Regions from separate parts of the Homo sapiens genome. Here regions 1, 2 and 4 are each linked to region 3. The links are chromatin contacts, found by Hi-C in ENCODE. All regions are on one chromosome and are shown on one strand. The core of a region is the stretch at or near the end of the contact, and the rest is flanking DNA. Distances in the headings are between cores, read along the strand shown. Region 1 holds the start of LINC02718 (long intergenic non-protein coding RNA 2718). Region 2 holds the start of SLC17A6 (solute carrier family 17 member 6). Region 3 holds the start of DBX1 (developing brain homeobox 1). Region 4 holds the start of FANCF (FA complementation group F).

Region 1 (7,273 bases), core at 1,683-4,182, 2.7 Mb after region 3:
CTATTTACTTTAAAAATGGACCAAGAATAAATTCTTAATATCTGAGCCATTATTTTCCTGAGCTTTAAGGGATTTTAAAAATAAATCCTTTAAAGTCCTGCTAGAGTGTAAAGACTCCAGCATTCAGAGACTCTGCTTAACTTGTCCACCATTATATTCCCAGTGTCTAGCTCTGGGATCCATATCTAGGGAGGTATGTGTATGATACCCACACCTGTATACATTCTGTAATCCAAATTAACATTTACATAACTATAATAAACAGGGGCAATGGAAAGATCAAAGATTCCAAATCAATGCGTAAAAGAGCTCAGGCCATAAAACAGAACTTATAGCGTAATCCAATTTAATAAGATATATAAATGAAGGTTAGAAATTATGTCTGTCAAAATGGTACTTAGTTTGGATGACTTTTACACTTCTTTATACTTCTCCATATTGCTTGAATTTTTGAATTATTTAAGATTAGTAGTAAGCATAAGAGTATTAAAATATATATAGTGTTAAAATAATAAATCTATTATTTCATTTTGGGGAAAAAAGCTAATTGATTCCAATAAATGTTAAAATAAATTGGTATTACTTCCAATATTTACTACTCATGCTTTTAAACTATTTCAAAATTTTCTGATAATACATTTCAGGAGAAAATTATGAATGGATTGCTACTTAAGTTTTTTTAAAATGCCAGTTAAGTTAATCACTAAGAAAATTTTAATACTTACCCTAAGTCCACCTTCTGGTGGGGGCCCGGATGTAGCAATTTGTTTTTCTATTTTTTCCTTTTTCTTTCTCTTTTCTTGCACAGATTGAACATCTAAAATTCCCCGAGATGCAGCCTTGAAGAAATTTGATAAGAAAAACAGAAAGACAACAAAAATCTGTCCAGTGTGCAAAACATTTTTTTGTCTATCTTTGCTTTCTAGGTTTTTCTTTGGGGGTAGGGAGTTGGTTTATTTTTGGTAACATAGAAGGAGTGTTTCTACAACAGCCTTACATAAAACATCATTTCTTCACTGGGTATTTTGTAACTATACAAATTTTCCCCTAAACTTGCTTCACATCTGTAAGTATTTTACAATGCACAGCCATTTTAAAAGGAAGGATGTTACTAAAAGAGTATCTGAATTTAGAGAAGATATGATAGTTTTCATATATTAATATAAATATATTAATGCAATTCATATAAATAAGGAAATCATTTTGAAAATAATTACATTTAAATGTAAATTTTTGGGATATCAAAGGCCATTTGCGTTAGAAAATCTAGCTATGGACATCTATGAAGAATAAAGTCCAAACTCAATTATCTAAGTAGGCAAAACTTGATCTTTAATCTTACCTCTTTTTGTCTTCTCTCTGCAGCCTCTGCAAGCTTTGCTCTTTTCTCTTCCTAAATAAATGTGTAAAAATATGTATTAAAATAACAAACATTATTATTAATAAATTATTCACATTTATTTCATAGGCACTATAACAATTTACAAAAATATTCGGTACTGGCCCTAAATGTCCCACAAAGAATGCCACTACTCAACTTTTTGAATTTCATTCTCCTAATCAATATGCCTTCAAATCAGCACATGCTAAAACAGATACAAGGTTTACCTATATAATCATTTATTTACTCTCTTTTTTAATAAAAAGGCCTACAAGCTAGTCAGGGCAATAACAAAACAAATAATGTTTACAAATACAAAAAGGAAAATACATGGTTTGTTACTGCCGGTTAAAATGGAGTCTGAAGTAACCTGGTGTTTTTAGGAAAGGTTAATAAATGAAGTGGGCTAATCTCAGTGTGTAGGAGGGAAGGACTGGAGTAATTTCATGAGAGGTATTGTTCCATATCAGAAAACAGTGAATGCTATTTTTCTAGACCATGTACTACTTATTATAAAGCCCTTTTTCTAGGTGCTGGGATACAACAGTGTAAAAACATAGATAAATGTCTCCTCCCAAATGAAACAAATTCCAATTGCGGGCGCACAGACAAATATAATGAAGTAAGTAAACGTCTGTCAGATGGCATGGCAGATAAGTAATGGGAGAATGGGTGGGTGGTATTGTGGGGAATATATTTTGTTTAACGTGGTCAGCAAAAGCTTCACTGGTAAAGTGACATCCAAGCAGTGAGCCGTGTGGTTATCAAGGGAAGAGGGTATAGTATGAGGATGGGGGGGAGGGCTTAACAAATCTGACATGTTATATTTTATCGACAGCCAGAACAACAAAATCAACTTAATTTAAAACAACAGCAGCAACAAAGAGAAGCTGAACTTTCCCACATCAAATTTATAAGTACTAAATTTTTAGTATCTATAGTAGCTGAAGAGTTAATGTACTTCCCAAAAATACTTCATTTTCTTCAACTAATTTTTAGCTAGAGAAGAGAAACAGGTTTATGTTAACTCCCTGTAAGGAGTACTAATGTAAAGATACTGTTAACAGAAAGCTACAAAAAGTGTACATGTATTGTACCACACACCCACTAGCTACATTTGAATTTCAGATAAGCAATGAGTAATGTTTTTGTAGAACTAGATCCCTAATATTGCATGGCACAAAACGATATTATAAACGTATTCCTTGTATATCTGAAATTCGAATGTAACTGGGTGTCCAGTATTTTTATTAAATACGACATTATAAATTGGACACTCTGTACTACATATTCTTTTAAAGGGAGAACGTAAAAGAATGAGATAAATACTAAAAAGAAATCATTAAAAAAACATATCCGATAAAGCTCAGGCGTATAAGCGACTTTCCGAGCACCTTCTTTTAAAAGATGGTAGACACAGTTGAAAACGCACATCTCCTAGACGACTAAAGAGCTCCCGGAGAAAGCAATGTCTTTTCGCGCCGAATTCCATCTACCACATCCCCCGGAATGTCCCACGCGTAACGCCCTCTGCGTGCGCCGGCGCCCTATGAAGATCCGGCGCAGCTAAAGTCAGTGGAAGGTAGAAAGACGCCACAGCCGCCTTTCGACAACTTTTTGTTACAAAAGTGGAGATCTACACGGAGGCGACGGCCTAGGTCGCTCTGACAGGACCCAACGACCCTCCTGACGCGTCCACCCGTCCTCGCTAGCAGGGTCCCCCAGCGGGCTCTCGACCTGCGCCACCAGGTACAATGGCTCGGCCCGCCCCGCAACCCGAGGACAGGTGCTCAAGGCGCGGCCCGGCGGACGCAGGGACCTGCTCTACTCACCAGGTCCGGCGTGGGAGGCGCGGACTCCCCGGGACAAGGAAAACACAGCCCCATAGGGACGACAGCTTGAGAACCCTGACCGGGTCCGGCCCAGGCCAGGCGGCGCTAACTGCGCGGTCCGGAGCCGGTCCCTGGTCCTCCGCGCTTGCCCCGCCCCCACCGCCCTCCACTGGCTCGGCTCCGCCCCAGCGGCAACGCCCCGCCCCCACCCCGCAGCTCTGCCCCGCCTCGCCTCTCTGCGGCAACGCCCCCCTCTTCTCGCGACACCAACCAGTCCCACAGCTCAGCTGCGCCCCCTTAAGGCATTGCCCCTTCCTCACCCACAGCTCCGCCTACCCCCGCCCCGCGACCGCTGGGCTTGTGGCCAAAGCCTAGGTTCCAGGAAACACCTGCTGTGGGTAGCAATGCAGGGAAGGGATGGAAAAGCTTCGCTACGGTTCCAAAGCTCTTCCTGCTAACCTTGCCTTACCATTTATAAATGAATGAGTGGTACAGCTCTGGGTAGTTCATGCTACCTTTTTTTATGAGATGGGACTCTGGTGTCCTAGAAATTAAAGCCAAAATTCCAAGTAAACATCAGCACCCTTTTCTCCCTTCTTAGTGACAGTGCTATTCCAGAACAGAGGGCAGAATATAAAATCCATTATTATGACGATGAATCTAGCGTCATAAATGTGGCATTAGTTGACATTTCCACTAGTTTCTGGTATTTAGAAGTCATTTATCCTTCCGAGAGAAATAATAAAGTTTCATCTACTGAGAAATGTTTTAATGATTCTCCTCAAATTTTAATAAGTATGAGAATCAGCTGGGCAACTAGTTAAAATTTACTTGCTGATTTAGTAAGTATAAGGTGGGACCTGAGATTCATTTCCAGTAAACCCACAGGTGATACTAAAGTTACTGATCTCGTCTCCACACAAATGCTTTTATTTTATTTTATTTTATTTTTGCATTCTATTAGTTATTTCTGCTTATGTAAAAATTTTCAAACATTACAAAAAGGTAGGATGTATAGTGACAGCGTCTCAGAAACCATTGTCGGCTTTTTGATATACTTGCTGGTTAATTTTTTATAGATGTATAATTTACATATAATATTATGCACTTATTTTGATTGTAGAGTTCACTGAGTTTTAACAAACATGTGATCACCACATTCAAGATATGTAAGTTTTCCATCACCCAAAAACCTTCTATTGTACCCAATCCCATTCAATACTTTATCCTATACCTAGATCCAGGAAACTATTAATTTGTTTAATATCACTTTAGTCTTTAAGTTTTGCATAAATGTTAATATCACTATAGTCTTTAAGTTTTACATAAATGAAATATACAATATGTTTTGCAAAAGCCATAATATTTTCTAAATTCTTCCATGTTATTGAATGAAACAGTAGTTTATTCCTTAAATAATAGGGGATGATGCTTTTTTAATACTATTATTCGATTGCATGGGCCGTTTCTAAGGGTAAATAAAAATATATAAAGAAAAAGTGAAGGTTCTCTGTTGCAAAAAGAGAAAGATAACTACCCACCTCCTCTTTAGCATTGTGTTTAGAAAACGTGAAATTGTAAGCGCTATCTCTGTCTCACTGAAATGTATGAAAAAAAAAAAAAGGCCAGGCATGGTGGCTTACTCCTGTACTTTTGGAGGCCAAGGTGGGTGGATCACCTGAGGTCAGGAGTTTAAGACCAGCCTGACCAACGTGGGGAAACCCTTTCTCTATTAAAAATACAAAACTTCGCCAGGCATGGTGGTGGGCGCCTGTAATCCCAGCTACTCCGGAGGCTGAGCAGGGAGAATCGTTTGAACCCGGGAGGCGGAGGTTGCAGTGAGCCGAGCTCGCGCCACTGCACTCCAGCCTGCACAACAGAGAGAGATTGCGTCGAAAGAAAAGAAAGAGAGGAGGGGAGGGGAGGGGAGGGGAGGGCAGGGGAGGCTAAATAAGCCTCTTGCCAGTTTTGCATCAGAAAGAAAGAACCTAAATAAGCCTCTTGCCAGTTTTGTATCCTCAGAATATCTTTGGAGGCCTATTGGCTTTCTCTTAGAAATGAAAACATCCCAGAGTGGCACCTGTCTCCCCGTCTTCATGGTAGTTTACTGTCTAGGCACTTGGCTTCAAGATGGAGCTTTCTGCTTGTCAAGAGATACAAGTGTTATTCTTTCCTTTAGATTTCTTTTAGATAAAAACAATTAACATGTGTGTAGTGGACTGTATCTGACAGGCTATATAAAAATGGTGAAGAATGTTTTCATTGCAAACTCTTTAGTAGATTGCTTCTGATAGAAATCACAATCGATTTAATGCTTATTCAATGATAAAACTGTTTCTTTTCTGCATTTGTGGAGAGTTTCCTGCATTGGCAGATTTTGTTTTTAATTATTATCAAAACACTTTCCATGACATAATTATTTCCCCAACACTTTCCATGGTTTATTGATTTTTATTTTTAATAAACATTATTGAGATATAAAATACAATTAACACATCTACTTTAGGTGTACAGTAGTGCCTTCCATTCCTGGTTTTGATAAAGTTTCAGTTTATTTATTCAACATTAATATCACTATAATCTGTAAGTTTTACATAAATGAAATATACAATATATGTTTTGCACATGTATTGTCAACTGCATGGTCAACTGAGGTCCAAAAATATTAAATGGAAAATTCCAGAAATAATTTGTAAATTATAAATTGCTTGCCTTCTAAGTATCTGATCAAATCTTAGGCTGTCCTAATCCATCACACACAGGATGTGAATGATGTGAATCATCCCTTTGTACAGCGTATCCACAGTGTCTAAGCCACCCCGCCCATTAGTCACTTAGTAGCTATCTCAGTTGTCACATTAACTGTTGGTATTACAGTGCTGGTGTTCAAATAACCCTTATTTTACATATTAATGACCCAAAGTGCAAAATTAGTGATAATGGCATATTGTTATAATTGTTTTATTATTAGTTGTTAATCTGTTACTGCACCTAATTTATAAATTAAACTTTATCATGGGTATTACGTATAGAAAAAAACAGTGCAGATACAGTCACTGACCAAGATGGCCTAATGTTTCCTGCTGCCTGACTAACCTTTAGACAGGGTTCTTCCTGATTGTTGGCCTCTGACCTCCCTATTTTTAGACCATTCACTTTAAAAAAAACTTGCAAAGTGTACATTTTCTCTGCTCCTTTAAGATGTAAATCTTCTGGCCTCTTATCAGTTCTACAATGCAGAACCATCTTTCTCAAAAACCTGGGTGTCATCTCTTTGAAATTCAATAATTAAGAAAGGTAGAACCTTTTTTTATCTCCTAATCTCTGTGGGAGAGTAGGAGCCTGACTTCCCTAAGCACCAATCAGCAAACACAGATGGTCTAACCCTATTGACCAACATACAGTACTTTTCCACTTAGGGACTTCTGTGCTTAAAATCTCTCCTGCTTTTTTTTTCAGTGGCATTGAGCCCTCTTTCTGTGCCTTATTACAGTGGTCTTAAATAAAGTCTTTTGTTGCTGTTTAACTCTGTCAGGTGCAAATTGTCTTGGATATTAGTTGAGTTTTTGACAATTATATGTGCTCTTGTAAACACCATAAGAAGGTATACAACATTTCCATTACTCTAAAAGTTTTCCTTGTGCCACTTTCCAAACAATCCCCCATTGACCTCTAGCCCACGACAAATATTGATTTGCTTTCTGTCTCTATTAATTAACTACACACTTTCTAAAATTTCATAGAAATGGAAATATATCGTAAGTGCTTCTTTTGTCTGGCTCTGCTCCTTCTACATAAAGTTTCTGAAATTCATCAGTGTTACTGTGTCTGCTTCTTAATATTACATTGTTATAAGTATGCTACATTTAAAAAGTTAATTTACCAGGGGGCACAGTGGCTCTTGCCTGTAGTATCAGCTATTCAGGAGGCTGAAGACGTAGGATCACTCAAGCCCAGGAGGTTGAGACCAGCCTGGGCAACATGGGGAGACCCCATCTCTACAAAACATAACAAAAAATAGCTGAGCACAGTGGTGTGTGCCTGTAGTCTCAGTGACTGG
Region 2 (6,772 bases), core at 4,040-6,539, 2.2 Mb after region 3:
AGACAAACTGAATTATTTCTTCTCTTTCCAGCTCTAAGGAAATTATATAATGATAATTTCTTAGAAATTGTCTCTGAGGCTAACACTGCAAAGTAAAATCAAATAAAGCTGAACTAAAAATTGTCTGCTTAAAAACCCTTGGTAAGAAAAAAGTCACAGATGAATTCTAGGGCTTATTTGTATAGCTTCGAACTGAAAGAAGTGTGTAATTATTAGGCTGAACATTTACTTAGGAATTCAAAGTCAAATAAAGCCATACTGTAAAAAAGCTTTTCAAAGCAGTTTTGTCTTTAGGAATGTCCACTCTCTACATATAATATAAAAAGCTATAAAACTGTATTGAGTCCATTTATTTACTATATCCCAGAAAAGGGCCTAGCCAACAGTAGATAAAAATACCTATTGAGTGAATATTTTTTGAAATAATAAACTGAAGATGTTGCATTCAAAATAGCCTCAGAAACAGTCACCTTAAGGTTCGTTTTTCTCTTTTTGAGGTGGGGTCTGGGTATATTTCCCAGATGCACTTCAAACTTCTGGGTTCCAGCAATCCTCCCACTTCTGCCTTCCTAGTAACTGGGACTACAGATGCACACCACCACCTTGAGGTATGTACTTGAGGTATTTCTTAAAAATCAGTTTGCCTTAAAAATACCACAGAAATAGTTTTTGAATGATCTTAAATAGAATGCCTTTAAAACATGTTTGTATTTTTGGTAATAGGGAGCAAAACATCAAATTTATGTTACTATTTCAAAATATTTATAAAATTATCACAATTTATTCTATTGTATATCATTTTTACCTATGTGATTACCACACCATTACTAAATCTTAATACAGTGAAGTTTCCTTTAGTACTAGTTTTTTGGTTAACTGGGGGATTCTCAATCAACTTATTTCTAAATACATTTAGTACTAAGACAACTGCAAATGTGTTGCCCACAAAAAAGACTTTATAGTTTCAGATGTAGATTTAATTTAACAAATATCCAAAAGAAGAAAGAAGAAAGAAAGAGAGAAAGAAAGAAAGAAAGAAAGAAAGAAAGAAAGAAAGAAAGAGAAAGAAAGAAGAAAGAGAGAGAAAACAGTAGGTGTAATTGCATAATTAAGGACCACAATTGTCTCTAAAATATTAACATATCCTTCCACCAGAGGGCAACATTTGCAAGACATTTAAATGATTACTCAAAAGTATTTCCTCCCACAGGGATATAAACAAATAGAAACCTATTACATTGCTGTTGGCTAATACCTTATGTACATCTTGAAAAATAGTATGGATACAATTATTTAAACAATTGCTTATAAAACTCAGTGTATACATATAGTGAAACAACAAATAAGGTAACTCTTCTTTAAATATGTAAAAAGAACTTTCAGAAAGCACATTTCTACATATTAGTATTTTTTCAGTTTATTATTAATCATTTAACTCAAATATAATAAAAAAAACTTAGGATGGGAGAAACAAAAGAAAATAAGTTTTACATCTTTTTACATCTAAAGACTTTTCATCTAAAGTCATGAAAAGGCATAAAATTTTACAAGCAGAAAGGATAATAGAAACCACACGATACAAGCCTTCATTTGTGCCAGTAAGCAAACTGGCTTATTAGTGTTCGATGATTGATACAAAATTGCAGAGATGATAATCAGTGGAACCAGGACCCAAACTCAGGTAAACTGATTTCACATTTCATACTCCGAGATGTTGATGTTCAAAATGTGATCCTTAGGCAAGCAGTTGTAGAAACGTGTTACAGTGGTTGAATCTTGGGCACCACTCTAGACCTATTGAATCAGAATCTGTATTTTAACAAGACCTTAAACTGTGAGAAACTCCTCTAACCTGAGCTGTTTTCTCATCACCAGTTACATGACTTCAGGTAATTACTAAATCTCACTTTCCTCCTCAATAACATGGGAATACAACTATTTTAGTTTAAGGAATAATTATAAGGAATAAATACGTTTATCATGTAAATAAAAGCTACTCATAAATTGTAATATTGCACACATATTATATTAGTTATATTCAGTGAAAACTTCTCCTTTTATTGTTAACAGTTCTTGACAAGAGGGACAATTCTTCCCCTAGAAGAAAAGTGGTCTAATAATGCAATTCAGGACTTGTTATAATTGGATGTAAGTTATTGGGGATAAAGGAGGGTGTCAAGAGAAAGGAAGCCTTTTCTGATATGCTTAAATTAATATCTTACATATAACTACTAGTGTTTCTTTGCATAAAGATAAATCTGATGAATTTAGGGCTGCAAAAGTACACGTTCAGCGTTTGCAATTTGTGTCCACTCATGAAGAAAATCTGTTGGGTTAGCAAATGGTGTCTGAATATATGTTTCTTACACTGGGAGCAGCTATGGGTTTAAAGCCAGCCTAAATGACATTCTTCAGTCGCAGGTGGTCTAGTAACGTTTCTTGTAATTTTCCACACATAACATTTTTCATTGTTTATGAAAATACCATTAAATACACCCCTTCTGGCTAGGGTGCTATCCAAATACCACCACTCCACCCTGCCAAACTCCACTGGGCTGCCATCATCTTTATAGAACTACATTTCTTTTAACTATTAAGACAGACAAGAAAACATTGTCTCTTGAAATATATTCTGGACATTTTCACTCCCGGGCTGGGTTATTTAACTTGTGTAATTTCACCCATAATTGTTTGAAATTGTATTTTTGTGTCTATCTCCCAAGTAGCTTGTGAGATATTTCAGGGAGAATTCCCAGATCTAGTATTATTCTTGACACTCAATGAATATTTTTAGAATGAGTAAATCAATATTACCAGTTATTCTGATTCAGTTGCTCACCCTATTATCAAGAGAGTGGAAGAGAGAGGAGGATGACATTCATTTCAATAAAGGTGAATATAACTGTTTAAAAACAATGCTTTTGTGTTGGATTTATATTGCTTAGTGTCCCCTCATATTTGTGTATTGGAGACTTAGCTATCATGTTTACTGATGGTTTAGATAGATCTCTAGTCATTTGTGGTGCAACTTAAGCTGGAGTGCTTAGGAAAATCATTTACATATCATCACCCCAGCTTCACAAATATTTGTTGTAAATTCTATTTTTTTGTATAACTTCCCAGAATTCCAAAATCATTAATATCTCTAAATAAATATAATTTAATGAACTTAGTTATTAAAGATTTGAAAAATACAGATATTTTGAAAACACCTAGATAAGTCAAGTCCTGAATAGCTTGAATCTTTTAATCTTTTTCTTTTCTTTTTTTTTTTGCAAGGAAATAGTTTAATGAGGGTTTTTTTTTTGTCTCCTTATACTTGATCTTGAGAAATAGATAGTATTCTGAGGCATCCCATGGTTTTAGAGAAAAATTAAATTCACTGTTTTATTGAAGATACATATTTTAACACAAATTTATCAAAAAAGATAAAAATGTCTTCATTATCCTTTTCTTTATTATATTTCACAATGGAAATAATTTGACAACTATCAAACTTAATAATGGCAGATGGTTTTAGCTACTTTGACATTTTTTTCCAGCTATCCATTCAGTGAATACATAGCCATTATATCATTTGAACTATTCAGGTAATATTCTTATTTGATTCTCAATTTAGATCCATATTTTTGAGATTTTGTCTCAGGATCCTAAGTAAAATTGACTCCCTCTGTTGGCTTATGTGACATCCAAGGTTTTGACCTTGAAAATGTGGTTCAAGGCCAGTCTGTTCTGTAAGCATTGGCCTGAATTGTACTTAAGAAGTTTGTGATTCATGTGAAAGAGATTAATAATTTACATTAATCTAGCAGTTTTCTTGCTTGCTTAATGAGATAAATTCATTGATGCTGTACCTGTATATATAAAGCCAAAACTCTTACATGAATGTCTTTCAAAATTTATGCTTTAGGAGAAGGACATACAAAGAAAAATAAAATAAGATTTGAATGGAATATATGTAAATTAAAATAAATCTTTTTAAAAATAAATCTTTAAATTATCAATTACAATTTGTTGGCAAGCACAAGGTATAGCCACATATTTCATCAGTATATTGGTATTTCAGTAGTGTATTGTAAATTAGTTAAATAAAGATGCTTAAAATTCCAAGGAATTTATATTAAATTAACTGTATTTTATTTAATCAACTTCACTGAGTTTATAGCTATTCTTTTTTCTTCTCTCCATACCTCCCACCTCTTTTTCTTTATCTCTCCTTTCCTCTATTCTTCATTCTCTCCCTTTCTTTCTTTCATCTTTTTCCTGTCAGGAGTTAAAACAAACACATGAACAATGTAATTATGTATTTTGTGTGCACATATTTTATATTCAAGGGAGCCTAGGTGTCTTGGAACACCACAAGCATAAGTTAAATATGTTGAAATCTTTCTTCCCTGCAATACTGGCATCAGCGTGCTGGACAAAACGTAGCAAACTAGAAGTAACTTGTGAATTTTTAATAAAGTTGTCTTCCCTAGCAGAGCTAAATGCACCATTCTCCCTGCAAACTCTGGAGATGATGACATCTTCCCAATGGTTTCCATAGCATCCGTTCCTGAAGAGCCCCCGTATGGTCCTTGGTCAGGGCGATCCGCCCAGCTCCCCTAGAAAGTTGGCAACCTAGCTAGCCAAAAGAAGAGTCCCCTATTCCTGAAACTTACTCTGTCCGTGGTGCTGAAACATTGTACCGAGACCCGCCCAGACGGGCGCTGTCAGCCGCTGAAAAAAAAAATCTTCCCCGAGGCTGCCCAAATCAGAACTGTGTATCTTTTATTTACTCACGTCCTCAAAGAGCAGCAAGCCTTCTCCATCTTAATTTGACTCTACCGCAGAGCAGACTTACGCTGGCGTGATGGGAGGAGATCATGGGCAGAGAGGAAAAACTAATAGCAGCATTGCTCACCTGAGACCTGAGATGCTCCCATGAGTTTTGAATATGCTCTGCTCCTTACAGCAAAGACACCATTTTTAAAAGTACCATTCTTTTGACTTTGCTGTTCCCAAGGCTTCTGTGATATTCCGGCCCCTCCGTTTAAAAGCCATCAGATTTGAGAGCAATAAGTCTTCAAAACCGGGAATTTACATTGTTTTTCAGCTGACCGACTTCCAGGAAAAGGACTCAACCGCATCTACCCAAATACCGTGGCACTGCTTGCGCTCTTTGCCACCGGATCCTCCCCTTCCAATGAGACTTTCTGATTGTGTCTACCAACTCTCCTATTAGGAAACCCGTGGGTTGCATGCAGCTATTCTGTTGTATTCTCATTCTCACTCTCCCTCCCTTCTCTCACTCTCACTCTTGCTGGAGGCGAGCCACTACCATTCTGCTGAGAAGGAAAAGCCCGCAACTACTTTAAGAGATTAAGACAATATGCGCAATCCTCGCCTTTCCTAGCAATCACTATTTAAATCTGGCAAGAACTGACAACAGTCTTTGCAAGAATGGAATCCGTAAAACAAAGGATTTTGGCCCCAGGAAAAGAGGGGCTAAAGAATTTTGCTGGAAAATCACTCGGCCAGATCTACAGGTAAGACAAAGCGAACACTTGCTTACCTGGGGCTCAGCATGAAAAAATCTGCAGGGCCGTTTCCGTAAACCCTGGTGGCTCAGAAAGATTGTAATATGATCGGAAAGTCTTTTTGTTGCCCATTGCTTGGAGCGGGGGTGCTCTGGAAACCTGCTTATTAATGCAGGAATGTTGCACTAAATGAACCTGTCTGGTGTGTGTGTGTGTGTGTGTGTGTGTGTGTGTGTGTGTGTTTGATTTTTGCTTTGGTGCCTGCAGAGTTTTTGTCCTTTACTACACAGGATTTATCTTCTTTACAGTTAAGAAATGGCCAGCCCCTGCTCAAACAGCGTTTCTTTTGGTGCTTATAGATACCCCGAATTAAATTCCTTTGATGCAGACAAATGAATATAAAACACAACCATCTAAAAAAATAACCAAGAAATTCCAAAGAGTAATGGTTTATATATATATATATGTTATATATATATGTTATATATATATGTTATATATATATGTTATATATATATGTTATATATATATGTTATATATAGTTATATATATATGTTATATATATATGTTTTATATATATATATATATATATATGTTAGAGAGAGAGAGAAAGAGAGAGGTCTCAGCTTCAAAAGCATAGTAGAGAATCCCCTAGTGAAATATGTCTTCTGTATTGAATGAAGAAGAATCAAAATATATCAATAATTGATAGTTGAAGCAATTCCTTTCTCTGAGCCTGAAACAATGTATATGCATTTTTAATTATTTTCATCTCCTAGAGTCTATTTCTTGCATAGGAAATGTCAATGCCTGGAAGAACAGCCATAAATATAACAAGCAACATTACTTTGAAAGTCCTAGAAATGATTTAATTATTTAATCCTCCTGTAGTCACTATACTAATTATGCTGTAATTTGCAAAACTTTAAATCATTTCAAGTATGTTATATGGATACAGCTTTTCTTAATAATTAGAGCAAAATCAAGACGACAGGGCAGACATAAAAGGAAAAAGAATTACAAAGGAGCACTAATTTTAATATTTGGGAAATTGAAGTCTCTGTAAATGCATGAGAAATGTAAAGAAAATGATCAAACCACTCCCAGATTTTCCAAATCTCTTCAGGTTTGGCGGGCTTCATGTAGGCACGATTATGCACCTATGCGGCAGTAGATACCGCAAGGGCCCTGCAGTCCCACAGCTACCATGGAAAGGGATGTTCTTTCCCAGTACAACTGCCATCCGGTGCAGA
Region 3 (7,301 bases), core at 1,994-4,493:
GGAGGAAGCTGCAGGGTGGGGGGAGGTGGCGAGTGAGTGGGCGTACGCCCCCCAGTCCCAACACGGCTCTCCCTGGCTTTTTGCTCTGATCCCTTCATCTCTTTAAAACGCTCCTTTTTCTCCCCCTGGAGAATAGGCCACGAACCTACAAACCTGCGAGAGTGAAAGGCGCTTTCCGCCCAAACAACTTTCCCTTTCAACCGTGCAAACCCGGATTAGGTAAAACCACGGAAACAGAGAAAACAGCCCCCACAATAGCCTGTTTCGTTTTTCCATTCAGTGGACTTAGGGAAACAAACCTGCGTACATCAACTAAAACAGCAATAGAAAAAATAAATTACTAAAATAAAAATAAAATATCCAGCCGAGGCCACTGTGTTTCTCCCCTAAGCTTTTATCATTTCAGTGGCTTTTGCATTCTTTAGATGAAAATGAGGTGCTTTACTATTTTGATAAAGAGGGAAAAATCCGATTTAGATTTTTTGAAAAATCCAATAAGTATTCATCTTTTTTATATTAATCCTTCCTCCCCTCCCCCACGAAACGTAAAGAATTCGGCCCGAATACATGAAAAGTGGCAGCTAATTAGCACATTGACTGCTTCCCAATGGGTATTGGTATGATAAAAGGGGGGAGAGTTTTGCTTTAAGCGAAAGAAAAAAACAAAACAAAAAGAAACAGAGACTCTAATGAAGCGTGAATGGTAATTGTGTAGTAATGAACTAACAGAAAAAGACTGAGGACAAGCAGCGAAAGCCATATATTACTGGGACAAAAGAGATTTACACTTTCAAACTAAACACAACTGCAGGCCAAGACCATTGGGAGAATACTGATGGCAGAAGCTTCTCTTCCCCGAATCGTTTTCATTAAATGGACATGAAAAGCTATTTATAAAGCTCGGGTTGTTTTTGTTAGAGCATTGAGATGAGGGAGAAAGGGAGCAAATTCCATTATTAGCAGCAGTGTGAATGGTGGTGGTGGTGGTGGTGGTGGTGGTGGTGGTGGTGCTGGGGGGTGGGGGGAGGGCGAATTATCTCTCCCCTTTAAAAAATCAATTGCTTGTTTCTTTTGCTGATATTTGGGAGTGCTGTCGTGATTTTACCCATCCCCCGCAGGCCATACCCAGTTTTTCTTCTCTGTATAGGGACTCTCCTGCCTCCTTTTTAGTTTTGACCAGTGGCAGAGTTTTTGAGCCATAGTTTGAATCATCAGTGAGGTTACAGGAAGAAAACCTGGTGGAAGCTGCCTAAGGTGTTGCTGTTTTAGGCTGGGACACAATTATGGGCTTTCTTCTAACTGCTTCTTATTTTGCAAGATCAACGGTATTTTATAATACAGGGTGGGAAAGGAGTATGAGAAGGGGTTTGGAAATCAGGCTGGAAATAGGTTGGGATTGGGGGAGGATCTAATCCCCCTCCCCCTGGGCGACCCTAGGCATCCCACACAAGAGGGCACCCCATGTGGTCTTGTGAAAAGCCCGAAGCCCTGAATGAGTCTTAAAGAGAAATTAGCCCCGGCTGGTAGGTGTCTCTCGGCGGCGTGGAGGGACTAGGGCCGGTCTGTGTGTGGCTGCCCGGAGGAGCTGACCAATTGGTCATGGTGCTGAAACCTTTGTGGGGAATCGTGGCCAAGTGCACTGACTCTGTGGGAAAACGGCGGCGTGAAGGGATGCCAACAGCTCCTCGCCGGGAAGGGAACCGCCTCAAATTGGGACCATGACAATTCCTGCTAATTTGTAGAGCAGGGAATTGGTGCAAAGTGTCAAGCAGTCACTGCTTGTGCTCAATAGGGCATCAAATTGGCGCGACGGATTCATGAATGTTATACGCCTCGCAACCTCTGAACCAGAGCATAACCCCGAGGGGTGGACGGAGAAATACGGCTTCGGAGCAGGGAGCGATGGGCCGGGGCTGGGGCGCCGCCCTGCCTCGCGCAAAGAAGGGGGACGAGACCTACCTGGGAAATAAGAAGATCTGATGAAAGGCTGAAAAGACCCTTCGAAGTAGGGAAAGGCGAAGGTCTTGGGAGGGACGCTCTGGAGCAAGGCTGGGGATGTTTCTGGTGGGCGATGGAGGGGGGACAGAAGGAGAGAGGGAGACAGAAAGAATCTGATTACGTACTTGCCTATTGTATAGCACACTGAACACACGATATAATTAGCCCTTCATCTGGTTTCAAAGACATCTTTCTTATACGTTGACAGGGTAAAATAAATCTTCCCAACATTGTCTTATCTGTAAAACTCTTTTCTTTCTCCCCAACGTAATTCTCTGCGCCGTCCCACTCTACCCCAATCTCCATCCTAGGCACTAACGAGATAGGACTGAGTGGGGAGGAAAGAAATTGCAGATTTATAATATTTGCTAATCCAATAAATATATCATATTGAGTTTAAAAAAAAAAACTGTCTCCTAGAAGCTCGAAGGCAGAAACGCAGACGTCCAGGAGCGTGCGCTCAGCGTTACTGCACCAGATGACTGCGCACAGTCTCCGACTGCGTGTGCTCAAGTTCACTCCGAGGATGGGGCGAGCCTGGAGGCTTTTCTTCCCCGGAATTGACTGGACTATTCTCACATTGCCTGACGTAGGGTCTCAGAGTTCGTGCGTATTGTGTGTGCACCGATGTGTGTGTGGGGGCCCGCTCGCTAGAGGAAACTGAGGCCAGGATGACTCCGCGCATGCCTAGTACCTGAATGGGCCCTTAGGGTTCTGACCTCGCTTACCTGTTCTGGGCCCCGAGGAGAGGATGGCGTTCACTCCAAACTTCAGAAACGTCGTCTCGCTGGCAGGGGAGAAGGCAGTCGGCGGAGAGCCGCCCCGTCGGCTGCCGGGACCCGGGGAGCCCAGGTCCGAGGCCCCCGTGTCGGTGAGGGCCGTGGGGGCCCCCTGCCTGGGCGGCGACATGCTGGCGGTGGGCACGCTGCGGGGCAGGTAGGCGGGGGGTCGGCTGATGCGGATCAGATCCTCCACCAGGAAGCTGGAGTGGCCGGAAAATGCCGACTGCAAGGACTGGGGCAGCGTCAAGGTGGGCGTGGGCCGCAGGAGGCTAGGGTACCCGGCGGGGGGCGCGAGGAGGCCGGGGAACATCATGGTAGGCGCGGGCGGGCGAAATAACCCTTCTTTCAGTGGCCGGAGGGTAAACGCCTCGCTTCCCGCCCCTCCCGCCCCCACAGTGTCCTCTCTCTTGGGCTTAGCAAACGTCTCCAAGTAACAATCCCACTTGGGCGTCTGCGAGTCCTCCGTGGTCCTCTCGTCGAGGTGATGGTTTTATAGTGGCCCGCCCGCTAAAGCACTTTGAAAAGTGACAGCTCTGACAATGAAGTTCAACAAAGTTCTCCACTCGAGCTTCATTCGCCGGAGGCTCTGGACTCTCTGATTGGCGCAGGGGTGCAATTTATGATTGGATTAGTCTTCATAAGCATGGCCCGCACAATGGGCCGGCAACAAAGGCCCGCGCGCATCAATTTTGCATATCGACCGCCTCTTTGCAATACAGTGCGCCCCCAAAGCTCTCGCCAAAGGTTTTTGTTCCGAAGCAACACCCGGGCTAATTAAATGCCTATTTAGAAGTTTCAGATGACATCTTGCCTCATAGAAAAGGAATTATTTAAAGAACCCACTAAATTTATTTGCAGCTCCCCTGCTAAGCCTGGAAAATAAATCAATAAATATTCATAGAAATACATCTTCAGGCTATCAGCAAAGTTGCCCTCCCTCTTGTGGGGGTAGGGCAATGAAAAGTTTCAAGTCAGTGGACATGAAAATATACTCCCTTTCCGGTCTCTAGCCCTATCCGTTACTCCAGCTGAAGCATAAAGCAAATGTAGGGGTGAGTGAAATCAGTGTTAGAAGTCCCATTCTGACGACTCAGGGAAACTTGGAAACGGATGCTTTGGGGCCACTGGATGTGTGTCCGTAAGAGTGGGGAGAGGTCTGGAGTTATTTCATTTCGGGAGACTGGTTGAGTTTGAGCGTTGGTGGATACCTGAAAAGTAAAACGAGTCTCCTTCAAATTCCCAGCAACTTGGAAAACGATTTTCTCTAGGAGTTTCTGCAAGGGGCTGTCCGCACCTCACCTTGCGGGAGGAGCGGAGGAGAGCGGCGCTGGGCTGCCGAGCGGCAGGATTCCGCTTGCAAAGAGCTTAGGCTGACCGGAAACTGCCTCGGGCAAGGGTATCCAAAGGCTGTGAGTGCTATGCTGGCCGTTCTCCAAACACAGGGAGCTCTCGGCAGTTTAAGTTGAAACTCACAGCCCTGACATTTTAAGCCATAGCAGCGAAGGTCCAGACGTCGTCTGGAGAGAACCCTACCACTTGCGGGGCCCTTAACTTGGCCCAAGGTTTGGCAGCTTCTTAATTAACTACAACGCACAAACGCGTGAAAACCAGAGGGAAGGGATGCGGTTCCCAAGAATGTTGGTCCACTCCGGGAAAGCCTCCCCTGAATGTGGGGCTTCAAAGGAGAATCTTCCTGGAGACAGTCCCTTCGCTTTCCTCTGGTTGGGGCTGAGGTGGTACTAAGACTCGATTCCCCCCATTTCTCTGTTCGGCGAGATAACAGATGTGTTAAATGTCCCATTCATCTCTTTAGTGTGGCTGAACCTCCCCAAAGAGAAGTGTGCAGCCCCGCCAGGCCGCCCTGATCCTATTAACCATGAACTAACTGTCACCTTCAGCTGGTTTTCCTTTTTGCTTTTTAACACAAAGCTTTCTCAAAAATCTTATTAACCAGCTTTATTTCTCTCGATGGTTTTGTTCGGGGTGTTTTGTGTTGATGATCTCCATGTCGCTGCTTTAACCATTCAATAAAAGTGCATCTGCGATTTATATCACATTAAACCAGAAACGGAGCCGGCTAAAACTCTCCCTTGATTCAAATTAAAAAGTTATTTAGGGCCCAGCTCCAGAGGCGAATTAATGCTAGAAGATGACGTAAGTGCGGAGTTTCTGAGCCCAAGACCGCTCATGCTCATGGGCAGCGGGAGAAAACCAATCAGGAAAGAAACAACTTTTAAATAAGGGGCTATTTAAATATGGGAAGCGCCTTGCTGGAGTTAATTGGAGTCCCCTGGAAACGGAAGAAGGAGATCTGTCGAAGAACGTCAAAAGTTCCTTTTTGAAGTTTGCAATAAAATAGGTGAGAAAAGCATAAGCTATCTGAACACCTGCACTTTAACCTTGCCATGAGACAGTTTCCCATTGCAATAAGACTGGCTCTCTCCCTTCCTCTCCCTTACTTTTTTCCTCAGGCCCACCTCCCTCCTTCTCCCACTCCCTTTCCCTCTGCCCCCCACCCCTTTTTCTCCCCGAGTCTTAAGGACTTGGGCAATTGCCAGTTCCCAGAAGGACGCGCCGGGGGCTTCAGGATGTTTGATTCCCTACCGGTGAAGCGCTTGTCCAAGTCTTCCGGATGATCAGAATAGAGTCTATATTTGCCAAAATCAACTTGGATTTTGTTTTTTTTTGGAGGGGGGAACGGTAAGAACTTGAAGCCAGCGTGAGCCCTTCCCAGCTCCTCCTTCCCTGTTGGGGCATTTGCCGGGGTGTAGTTTTCACCGTTTCCTGTCCGTCGACAGGCTTCATGCCACCCCTAGCCCCCACCCCAAGCCCCAGCCATTCTGCCTCACTATAGACTAACTGCTACTAACTTCTCGGCTTTTAAAAGTCTACCCTGCCATTTTTTGGAGGGTGGATCAACCCCTTGCTGCGATCCACGTGGACCCTGCTTCCTGGGGTCGGTCTCCACAGCCTCCTAAAGAATTCCTAAAGCGCCAAAGAGGAAAAGTGAGGGCGGGGGCGAGGGGGCGAGGGCTGGCCGCCCGTGAAAGGAAAAATAAATCCTAAGGAAGCAAGAAATCGGACGAAAGGATCTTACTTTAAGTGATCTCCTTGAACGCGTCTTTTCAAACTCCGCGATAGCCCAAGGAGCTGCGCGGCGCGGCGGCTGCGGCTAAGACCTGTGACTAATGCCATTTGACCTGAGCCCATGGGGTTTTGTGCGTCCTGCCATTCACTGTTATGTCGTTATCTTCAAGTTTATTTCGGAGAAATCACTCGCGTTCTTTGTCTCAAGGCTGAGCTTTCTGTCTATTTCTCTTTCAAGAGAAAAGAAGACGGGAGGGGAAAAGAGAGAATCGGAGTCCCTGGTTTGGGGTTTAAGGTCCTTGCCTACGCTGCGGGGGAGGCCGCAGCAGATCCGGCTGGGGCTCCCCGGGCCTAGGTGGCCAAAGCTGCCGAAACCTGCCTTGGATAGTAGAAAGAGCGTGTCGGAACGCACTCTGGGGGTTTCGTTCCCCCCGCGCAGGGGAGAGCGAGCATGTTCCTGCCCCGGGCGCCGTGCGGTCGCAGCAGCAGCGCGGCCCTCTCCAGTGCGAGCCGTGCCTGGAATGTCTCGGGTAAGCGAAGGGCCAGCAAGCGAGGCGAAACGGACACTATAAAGCAGAGAGTGGTGTGAGCTTCCCCGCCCTCTGAAAAGATGGCAAGTCTCCGTTTCGGGAAGGCTGCAACGCTAAGGTCACCCTTTGCAGGCTTCGGACCCCCAGTCCTCCATGCTCCCTGCCGGAGCAGCCAACAGAGTGAGAGCGCATTTTGGAAAGATTGGCCGGATGCCGGGCGGCGACAGGGAAAAGCGCCCGACGCCTGGCTTTGGGGTGGGGGGTGTGGGGAGGGGGGGCAGGGAGCTAACGGGCGAGGCGAAGGAGGAGGGCTGCGAGGCTCGGACTGAAAGAGCTTTCCTACCGCCCCAGCCCCTCTTCGCAAGCCTCTCTTTTAAGACAGCTCTAAGGGGTTCACCTTCAGAATAGGCCACTAGGAGCTACCGCTGCCCCAGCTCTTTCTAGTGTCTCCCCCCTCACCCCCCATCCCTTTCACACTCACTCCCCTCTTTTTCCTTGAAAATCCTTCTATTGTGCCAATCAAGCAGATGGTTTGCAGGAAATATAGCTTGGCCTCGCTGACCGAAACAAATTTTAACTAGCTTTCCAAGCCCGAAACGTTTGTTTTGCTCTTACAAAATAGCCCCCAAAACAGCTGGCAAGGGTGAATTAAACCCATTAAAGACACATTTATAAGAAATTATATTCACATAGATTGCCCGAACCCCCTTGTGCTGCCTAAGAGAGGAGATGAGCGCATTTAAATGAAAATGTCACCGGACGCTCCCCTCCTTAACGTAGCCTGAAAGTCTCAAAACATTTTACTAAATAGATTAACTTGACTATTGTCTTGCATCACATTTATCAGCTTCATTAAGTGAATAGCTGAACAAATATATTACGCATGCATGAAAAGCTCTTTTTC
Region 4 (7,576 bases), core at 2,059-4,558, 2.5 Mb after region 3:
ATTCTATTTTTATAGTCTTCCTCTCACTTTTTTCTCTCTCAGTGTATGCGTAGATTCCTAATCTTTTCAAGTCCTTAAGAGAAAGTATATAAAGCTCTAATGCTGGTTTCATTTATTCAAACACTACAAGTATCTACCATATGCTGGACACTGTGCTAGGCTTCTGGAAATAAAATAAATGACAGATACGGCTTCCACTTTCATGTTGCTTTTGTTTATACCCTTGGGCATTTTACTTAATCTTTTAGCGTATATTCATAAGAATACAGTTTTGGTGTGAAGATTAAATAAGATTATGTATGTAATGAACATATGGAGACTAAAATAACAGAATAATAAATGGTAAGTATAAAATAGATTTTAAAATGTTATTTCTTAAGTCTATTGTCAATCTTTACAATTTTATTGTAAATCATAGTGTGAGATACAGCTGCAAATATAGGGAAGTAAGTTCACAAACTGTTATTTTCTAAAGCTAAAGCTAACATTAGGCCTTGCTATGGTAGAACTCTTCACTGGGTTGTTTCTTAAAAAAAATTCACGCAACTGACAGGAGGAATTGTCTTTATTCTTGCATTAATGATAAATGTAATCTACAAGATGGCCTTCATGGATTAGAAAAAGGAATCAGACCACAAGGAAAAAGAAATTGCTGGTTTTCACTCAAGATTTATCTAGAAAAGTGTACTGACTACTGGAATAATAGTTTACCCCTGGGTTGTACCACAGAATGAGAAATTCTACAAGATTATACAACTCTTTTTCTACAAGATTACACTACTCATATTGTTTTTATTCCATTCCGGAATTAGAAATTAACTTTCTAAATATCATTTTTTTCTCCAAAAAAATCCTCTTACCAGCTAACCTGGATATGGACAAAAATATCTTGATTGCTGTAAAGGTCTATCTCCCTAGTAAAAATGAATAAATTGCCCTTGAATTTATTCAAGGCAATCACTATCAGCTGTGGAACACCCAGGTAAACTAACACAACTAGGTTCCTACACACAAAACAAATATTCTAAACTGTTTCCACAGGGCAGCCACCAAGGGAAAAATAAGGAAATTTAACTATTTTATTCTAAACACTTCATTTACATATAAGGCAACTGTGGCCCCAAGGTTGTGATTTATTAACCTAGTTAACGGCAGAAGCTGCACTAAAACCTGGATCTTCTACTTAAAATGTTGTTTTGGCCAGGCGCGGTGGCTCACGCCTGTAATCCCAGCACTTTGGGAGGCCAAGGCGGACGGATCACAAGGTCAGGTGTTTGAGACCAGCCTGGCCAGCATGGTGAAACCCCGTCTCTACTAAAAATACAAAAAATTAGCCGGGCATGGTGGCCTGCGCCTGTAATCCCAGCTACTTGGGAGGCTGAGTCAGAATTGCTTGATCCTGGGAGGCAGAGGTTGCACTGAGCAGTGATCACACCACTGCACTCCAGTCTGGGTGACAGAGCGAGACTCCATCTCAAAAAAAAAAAAGTTTGATTCTTTTATCATCAAGCATTAATTTAATATCCAAAGGCATATATTCGTATTTACTGTGCTTTAAACATTTGTCTGTGCGTCAATGCTTTAAAGGGACATACTATGTGGTGATTCATTTTCAAAGTAAGAATTTGCAGAAAATGAGAAACAAACTTTCTGAACAATACAATTTTAATGCATACTAAGGCTGGTTAACTGGTTAGAATACTAGGTTAACAAGGCCAAACTCCAGATAGGCCAACAGCTTTTCAAACCAATATTCCTGACACTGCCAGGAATAAAGAAAACTCTTCACTACTGAGGGAGGGACAGAAAACCTAGAAAAATAAACCATACTAAAAGAAAAAGGGTATTTTGTTTGTCACTTTAAAGCTGCTTTTTCTTTAAACGGTACACATATTTTCAACATTCTTACAAATGGGCCTTCTATTAAAAAGCAAACTATTGCTAATTCCATGGCTTTAAGTGGAGTACTTCCAATCACTTCCTCTATCCAGAAAATCCGTGACACTACATGCCAGCTACTTTGCATATTTATAACTGTTTAATAAACTATTCAAAATTAGCATCTAAAATAATTATACTTTGGACACACGAAGGCATATATTTGGTGAGAACATTGTAATTTTCATTTTGTAAACTATATATTCTATATTCAAGTAATAACACAGCATTGCCTATACAGAACTGAGGCCTGCGCTGAGACCCAAAACTTGTCTTTTCCTAAATGCACCACTACGAAGAGCTAATAAGAGGTCTGTCCAGATGCTAAGACCAGGTACTTCAAAATCTCCATCCTGCGCTTTACAGGTCTCCAGGGCAGTTAGAACTTTATCTTTCAGAGGTGGAGGGGCCTGACAGAGGCTTTGAAACCTATTGTGCAACTCCTCCCAGGGCACATCTTGGGACTCAGTTCCAACCCAAATGCCTTTCTGAAGGTCATAGTGCAAACGTTGACCCCAGTCTGTTAGCAGACCCAGATAGACAGGAGACAGCGCTGGGTGGCGGCTAGTCACTAAAGTCAAAAGCCCGGCTGGGAGGGCGCGACAAAAGGCAGCAAAGACTTCCGAATTCCCCAGAAGCCAGTGGACTAGCACTTGGCTCCCCTCTCCAGGTGATTTGTGGATGCCGGGTTCCAACTCTTCTTGGGGCCGACGAGACAAAGGCGGCTGCAACAGCGCCACCGCTATCACCTTCAGGAAGTTGTTCTGAGGCAAGCGCTCCCACAGGCTGCTGAGAAACCTGGCGGGACGCTCCGCTTCGGCCTTCCCCACCTCCTGCAGACGCTCCAGCAGCAGCTCCGCCTGGGTCTTCATCAGAGAGTCCTCCTGGAGATTTGGGTTCTCTCTATAGCCATTGAAGCGCAGCATGTGCACCGCAGACCGCCGGCGGGCAAGGCGGGCCAGGCTCTCTTGGAGTGTCTCCTCATCGGCGTCCCGGACGCCCGGGCCGGGAAAGAGTTGCTGCACCAGGTGGTAACGAGCTGCATCCCCGAGGGCCCGGTTCTCCAGCAGGCGCAGAGAGAGCAGGACGTCACAGTGACCGAGGGCCTGGAAGTTCGCTAATCCCGGAACTGGACCCCGCCCAAAGCCGCCCTCTTGCCTCCACTGGTTGTGCAGCCGCCGCTCCAGAGCCGTGCGAATGGGGCCATGCCGACCAAAGCGCCGATGGATGTGGCGCAGGTAGCGCGCCCACTGCAAGGCCCGGCGCACGGTGGCGGGGTCCCAGGTGCTGACGTAGGTAGTGCTTGAGACCGCCAGAAGCTCGGAAAAGCGATCCAGGTGCTGCAGAAGGGATTCCATGAGGTGCGCGAAGGCCCTACTTCCGCTTTCACCTTGGAGACGGCGACTCTCTGCGTACTGATTGGAACATCCGCGAAATGATACGCCTCTCTGCAATGCTATTGGTCGAAATGCATGTCAATCTCCCAGCGTCTTTATCCGTGTTCCTTGACTCTGGGCAACTTAAAAGCCCTAATACTTTTACTTTCGCCACACAAAGAGGTTCTTCTTAGTGGAGGGAGAGCAGATGTAGGGCATCCTACCGAGAATTTCCGGAACCACGTGCGAGATGATGCCAGTCATGAACGTCTCCGCGCTTCCTTTCGCTTTGGAAATATCCTTAAGTAGAAATTTTCTGAGCTTTGCCTAAAACTAGAATCTGTGTTGAGGTTTTTCAAAATTAAGTAACGCCAGAGACATACTGTGACGTGAGGAAACGCTCTTAAATGAAATTTTAAGATCTATTTGAGAAACATGTACTAAAAATGTACTGACCTCCTATTAATGCCAGGCGCTATGCTGAATTCTGGGCCTTCACATTGTCCTTCCATTATTAGAACTGAAGCCCAGATTATTTGAAACAAAAAATAAACTTCAATAATTTATTAAAATTTGCAAAGGAACAAAATTTTACTTCACAATTGTACATTTCGTTTTCGTAATTTTTAGGACAAAATAGCTTAATTGACTCTTCTGTCATACAAATAATCAGCTGAAGGAAATGGCATTTAAGAGCATCGAACAATAATAAATGTTTGATTAAATAAAAACCGTGACAAGAGAGTAGGGAGGAGAAGGTCCTATGTCGCTCACTGATGCACTTAACAAACATTTGTCAACTCCTAGGAGTTGCATTCTGTACAAAATGCACAACAATTCTTACTTAAGTTCATAATATAGTAATTCATTTGAGCTGAATTTCCTTCCAGTCCTAAAGACACAGCCAAAACTATTCGAAAAGTGGGGGAAGGTGTTTTGTTTTGTACTTTAACAAAAAGGGGAAGAGAAACAAATTTAAAAGAGGGGAAGAGTCATTTTTCATTTATTAAAATAAGCATTCCTACACCTTTTAGAAAGTAAAGCAGTGATGTGCATGCTGTTAATTCAGATTTATGCATTTATTTATTTATTTTGAAACGGAGTCTCATTCTGTCGCCCAGGCGCGGCCAATTTTTGTATTTTTAGTAGAGATGGGATTTCACCTTATTGGTCAGGCTGGTCTCGAACTTCTGACCTCAAGTGATCCTCCCGCCTCGGCCTCCCAAAGTGCTGGGATTAGAGGCGTGTGCCACCGCGCCCGGCTATTATTTGATTTTTATTAGTTATCTCAAACTCTTACTTGGTCCTGAAATCGTTATTTTATTTTATCCTAAGGATACTATGAATCTTAAAATTCTTTTTCTTGGCTACTACAAACTTAGAACCAAGTGTGCAGCCTGCCTTTAGCAAATGTACAGGCATCACTAATTCATTTATTTATTCTTATATTTAACACCTATTATGATACATAGTATGAGGTGCTACAGATTTAGTAGTAAAATAAATGCAGTCCTAGCATGAGTGGAGAAGTTCATCTTGTACCATTTAAGAGAGACATTAAATGAATAACCTCAAATGTGATAGTAGGATGAAATTGAGTGGGGTCACCAAGTCTTAGGGGATAGGAAGGTCTCTTTAATTACTGACTTTTCAGGCCGGAGGCAGTGGCTTATGCCTGTAATCCCAGCACTTTGTGGGGCTGAGGCCAGGCGGGTGGATTACCTGGGGTCAGGAGTTCCAGACCAGCCTGGCCAATATGGCAAAACTCTGTCTCTACTAAACAAACAAACAAAAAAATTAGCTGGGCATGGCGGTGCACACCTGTGATCCTAGCTAATCGGGAGGTTAAGGCAGGAGAATAGCTTGAACCCGGGAGGTGAAGGTTACAGTGAGCTGAGATCGGGCCACTGCACTCCTGCCTGGGTGACACAGCAAGACTCCATCTCAAAAAAAAAAAAAAAGGAAAATGGAAAAAAAAAGGAAAAGAAACCAACTTTTCAGTTGAAAGTTCAAAGCTGAGTGTTCAGAGGAGCCTTCAAGGCTACAGGAATCCTTAATTTTTTTTGCAGGTATCTGAGTTGAAAGAACCAGGCCTATTTAAGGAGGTGGAAAAAATCCAAAAAAGCTTTGATTCAGAATGGGGATGACAGTGTATGGCAAGAATTATGCAGATTAACTTTAGCTTCATACCTTTCTACTTATCTGTTTAAATCTTGATTTTAAATTCTTCCTTGAGCATAGTAACGTATAAACTCCTACATATTTCAGATTAGTCTATTTTCATTAAATAAAATGTCTATGAAGTTTCCCCCTCTAAAGAAAGAAAAGCCTAGCATTTCAACCTATATTCTTGAGGCAGGGTGGGGAGGGATACAAAAACTTAATTATAATGCAAAGCAGATTTTATATATTTTGAAAATTTTAAGAATTTTGCTATGAGAGACTAGATAGAAACTGACAGGAGAGTTCTGGGAAGACTACAGAGGACTGATACTTGATTTAGGCCTCAAAGTGTTTGAACAATCATGGGACAGAAGAAAATCCAAGTGAGAGAAATAATATAAGGTAAAATATATGAGAACACAAATGTGTGTACTGTGTGCCATGAATACCAGGAACAATCTCCCTCCTCTTGGTTTTGATCCCCAAATTCCTGGGATACAGTAAATTGGGAAAGAAAAAGGCCAAATTTCAGCAGATTTTATTTTTATTTATTTATTTTGATTTTTTTCTGTTCTTTGGTGAAGTTTTCAAATATTGTAGCTCATAAAACTTTCTTGTCGTCTTTTCATTGCTTTAACAGAATTTTTTTTTTATTTCAATAGCTTTAAGGGTACAAGTGGATTTTGGTTACTTGGATGAATTTCAGTGTGGTGAAGCCTGAGATTTTAGTTCACCCTCTAACTGAGTAGTGTACGTTGTACCCAACATGTAGATTTTTATCCCTCACCCCATCCCACCTCCCCTGCTTCCAAGTTTCCAGTGTCCATTATACCACTCTGTCTGCCTTTGCATACCCATAGCTTAGCTCCCACTTCCAAGTGAGAACATGCAGTGTTAGGTTTTCCATTCCTGAGTTACTTCACTTAGAATAATGGCCTCCAGTTCCACCCAAGTGGCTGCAAAATATATTATTTCATTCTTTTTATGGCTGAGTAGTATTCCATGGTATGTGTGTGTGTGTGTGTATGTATGTATGCATGTGTGTATATATATATATAACTTTTTTATCCACTTTTCAATTGATGGGCCCTTATGTTGGTTCCGTATCTTTGCAATTGTGAATTATGCTGTGATAAACATATACATGCAAGTGTCTTTCTGATATAATGACTTCTTTTCTTTGGGGTAGATACTCAGTAGTGGGATTGCTGGATCAAATGTAGCTCTACATTTAGTTCTTTGAGACGTCTCCATACTGTTTTCCATAGAGGTTATACTGGTTTGCATTCCCACCAACAGTGTATAAGCATTGCCTTTTCACCACATCCGTGCCAGCATCTATTGTTTTTTGACTTTTTAATAATGACCATTCTGGCCAGGGTAAGGTAGTATCCTTTTCCATAGAGGCTGTACTGGTTTGGATTCCCACCAACAGTGTATAAGCATTCCCTTTTCACTACATCCATGCCAACATCTATTGTTCTTTGACTTTTTAATAATGACCATTCTGGCTGGGGTAAGGTGGTATCCCATTGTGGTTTTAATTTGCATTTCCCTGATAATTAGGGATGTTGAGTATTTTTTCATACATTTGTTGGCCATTTCTGTATCTTCTCTTGAGAAATGTGTATTCATGTCATTTGCTCACTTCTTAATGGGATTATTGGTTTTTTTTTCTTGCTGGTTTCTGTGAGTTCCTTGTAGATTCTAGATATTTGTCCTTTATCTGATGTATATTTTGCAAATATTTTCTCCCATTCTGTGAGTTGTCTGTTTGCTCTGATGAATATTTCATTTGCTATGCAGAAGCTTTTTAGTTTAATTAAGTCTCACTTATTTATTTTTGTTTTTGTTGCATTTGCTTTTGGGGTCTTAGTCATGAATCTTTGCCTCGGTCAGTGTCCAGAAGAGTTTTTCCTAAGTTTTCGTCTAGAATTTTTATGGTTTCAGGTCTTAAATTTATGTCTTTAATACATCTTGAGTTGATTTTTCTTAAATGATGAGAGATAGGGATCCAGTTTCATTCTTCTACATAGGGCTATCCAGTTTTCCTCACACCATTTTTTTTTATTATACTGTAAGCTCTAGGGTACATGTGC

Evidence for each region. A loop is a pair of places that touch in the nucleus more often than their neighbours do. Pooled maps may share reads with other maps.
Region 1: a loop to region 3 is called in a pooled map, with 5 times the contacts of the local background. The contact joins the promoter of LINC02718 here to the promoter of DBX1 in region 3. A Hi-C loop is called at or near these places in 6 of 50 pooled maps.
Region 2: a map of naive thymus-derived CD4-positive, alpha-beta T cell shows a loop between it and region 3 (8-fold over the local background). The contact joins the promoter of SLC17A6 here to the promoter of DBX1 in region 3. A Hi-C loop is called at or near these places in 1 of 168 maps with a recorded cell type or tissue (naive thymus-derived CD4-positive, alpha-beta T cell), 2 of 37 single-sample maps with no recorded cell type and 6 of 50 pooled maps.
Region 4: a loop to region 3 is called in a map of CD4-positive, alpha-beta T cell, with 7 times the contacts of the local background. The contact joins the promoter of FANCF here to the promoter of DBX1 in region 3. A Hi-C loop is called at or near these places in 2 of 168 maps with a recorded cell type or tissue (CD4-positive, alpha-beta T cell and naive thymus-derived CD4-positive, alpha-beta T cell) and 3 of 50 pooled maps.

What each region holds. Positions count from the first base shown.
Region 1 is chr11:22,826,482-22,833,754 of GRCh38, forward strand. It overlaps LINC02718 (long intergenic non-protein coding RNA 2718), which reads left to right and starts at 2,933. Exons shown (of 11, transcript NR_187210.1): 1 at 2,933-3,130. SVIP (small VCP interacting protein) reads right to left here and starts at 3,320. Exons shown (of 4, transcript NM_148893.3): 1 at 3,214-3,320; 2 at 1,343-1,393; 3 at 726-839. The coding sequence starts at 3,267. RefSeq lists an enhancer at 2,915-3,224 and a silencer at 3,375-3,444.
Region 2 is chr11:22,333,092-22,339,863 of GRCh38, forward strand. SLC17A6 (solute carrier family 17 member 6) reads left to right here and starts at 5,290. Exons shown (of 12, transcript NM_020346.3): 1 at 5,290-5,528. The coding sequence starts at 5,443. SLC17A6-DT (SLC17A6 divergent transcript) reads right to left here and starts at 5,131. Exons shown (of 4, transcript NR_186351.1): 1 at 4,904-5,131.
Region 3 is chr11:20,157,232-20,164,532 of GRCh38, forward strand. It overlaps DBX1 (developing brain homeobox 1), which reads right to left and starts at 3,244. Exons shown (of 4, transcript NM_001029865.4): 1 at 2,727-3,244; 2 at 1,960-2,061; 3 at 1-8. The coding sequence starts at 3,093. RefSeq lists enhancers at 1-238, 3,624-4,125, 4,126-4,625, 5,750-6,251.
Region 4 is chr11:22,622,515-22,630,090 of GRCh38, forward strand. FANCF (FA complementation group F) reads right to left here and starts at 3,309. Exons shown (of 1, transcript NM_022725.4): 1 at 19-3,309. The coding sequence starts at 3,296. The coding sequence ends at 2,172. It also overlaps a transcript of GAS2 not described here. RefSeq lists enhancers at 2,199-2,358, 2,369-2,418, 2,799-3,008, 2,873-3,772, 3,099-3,288.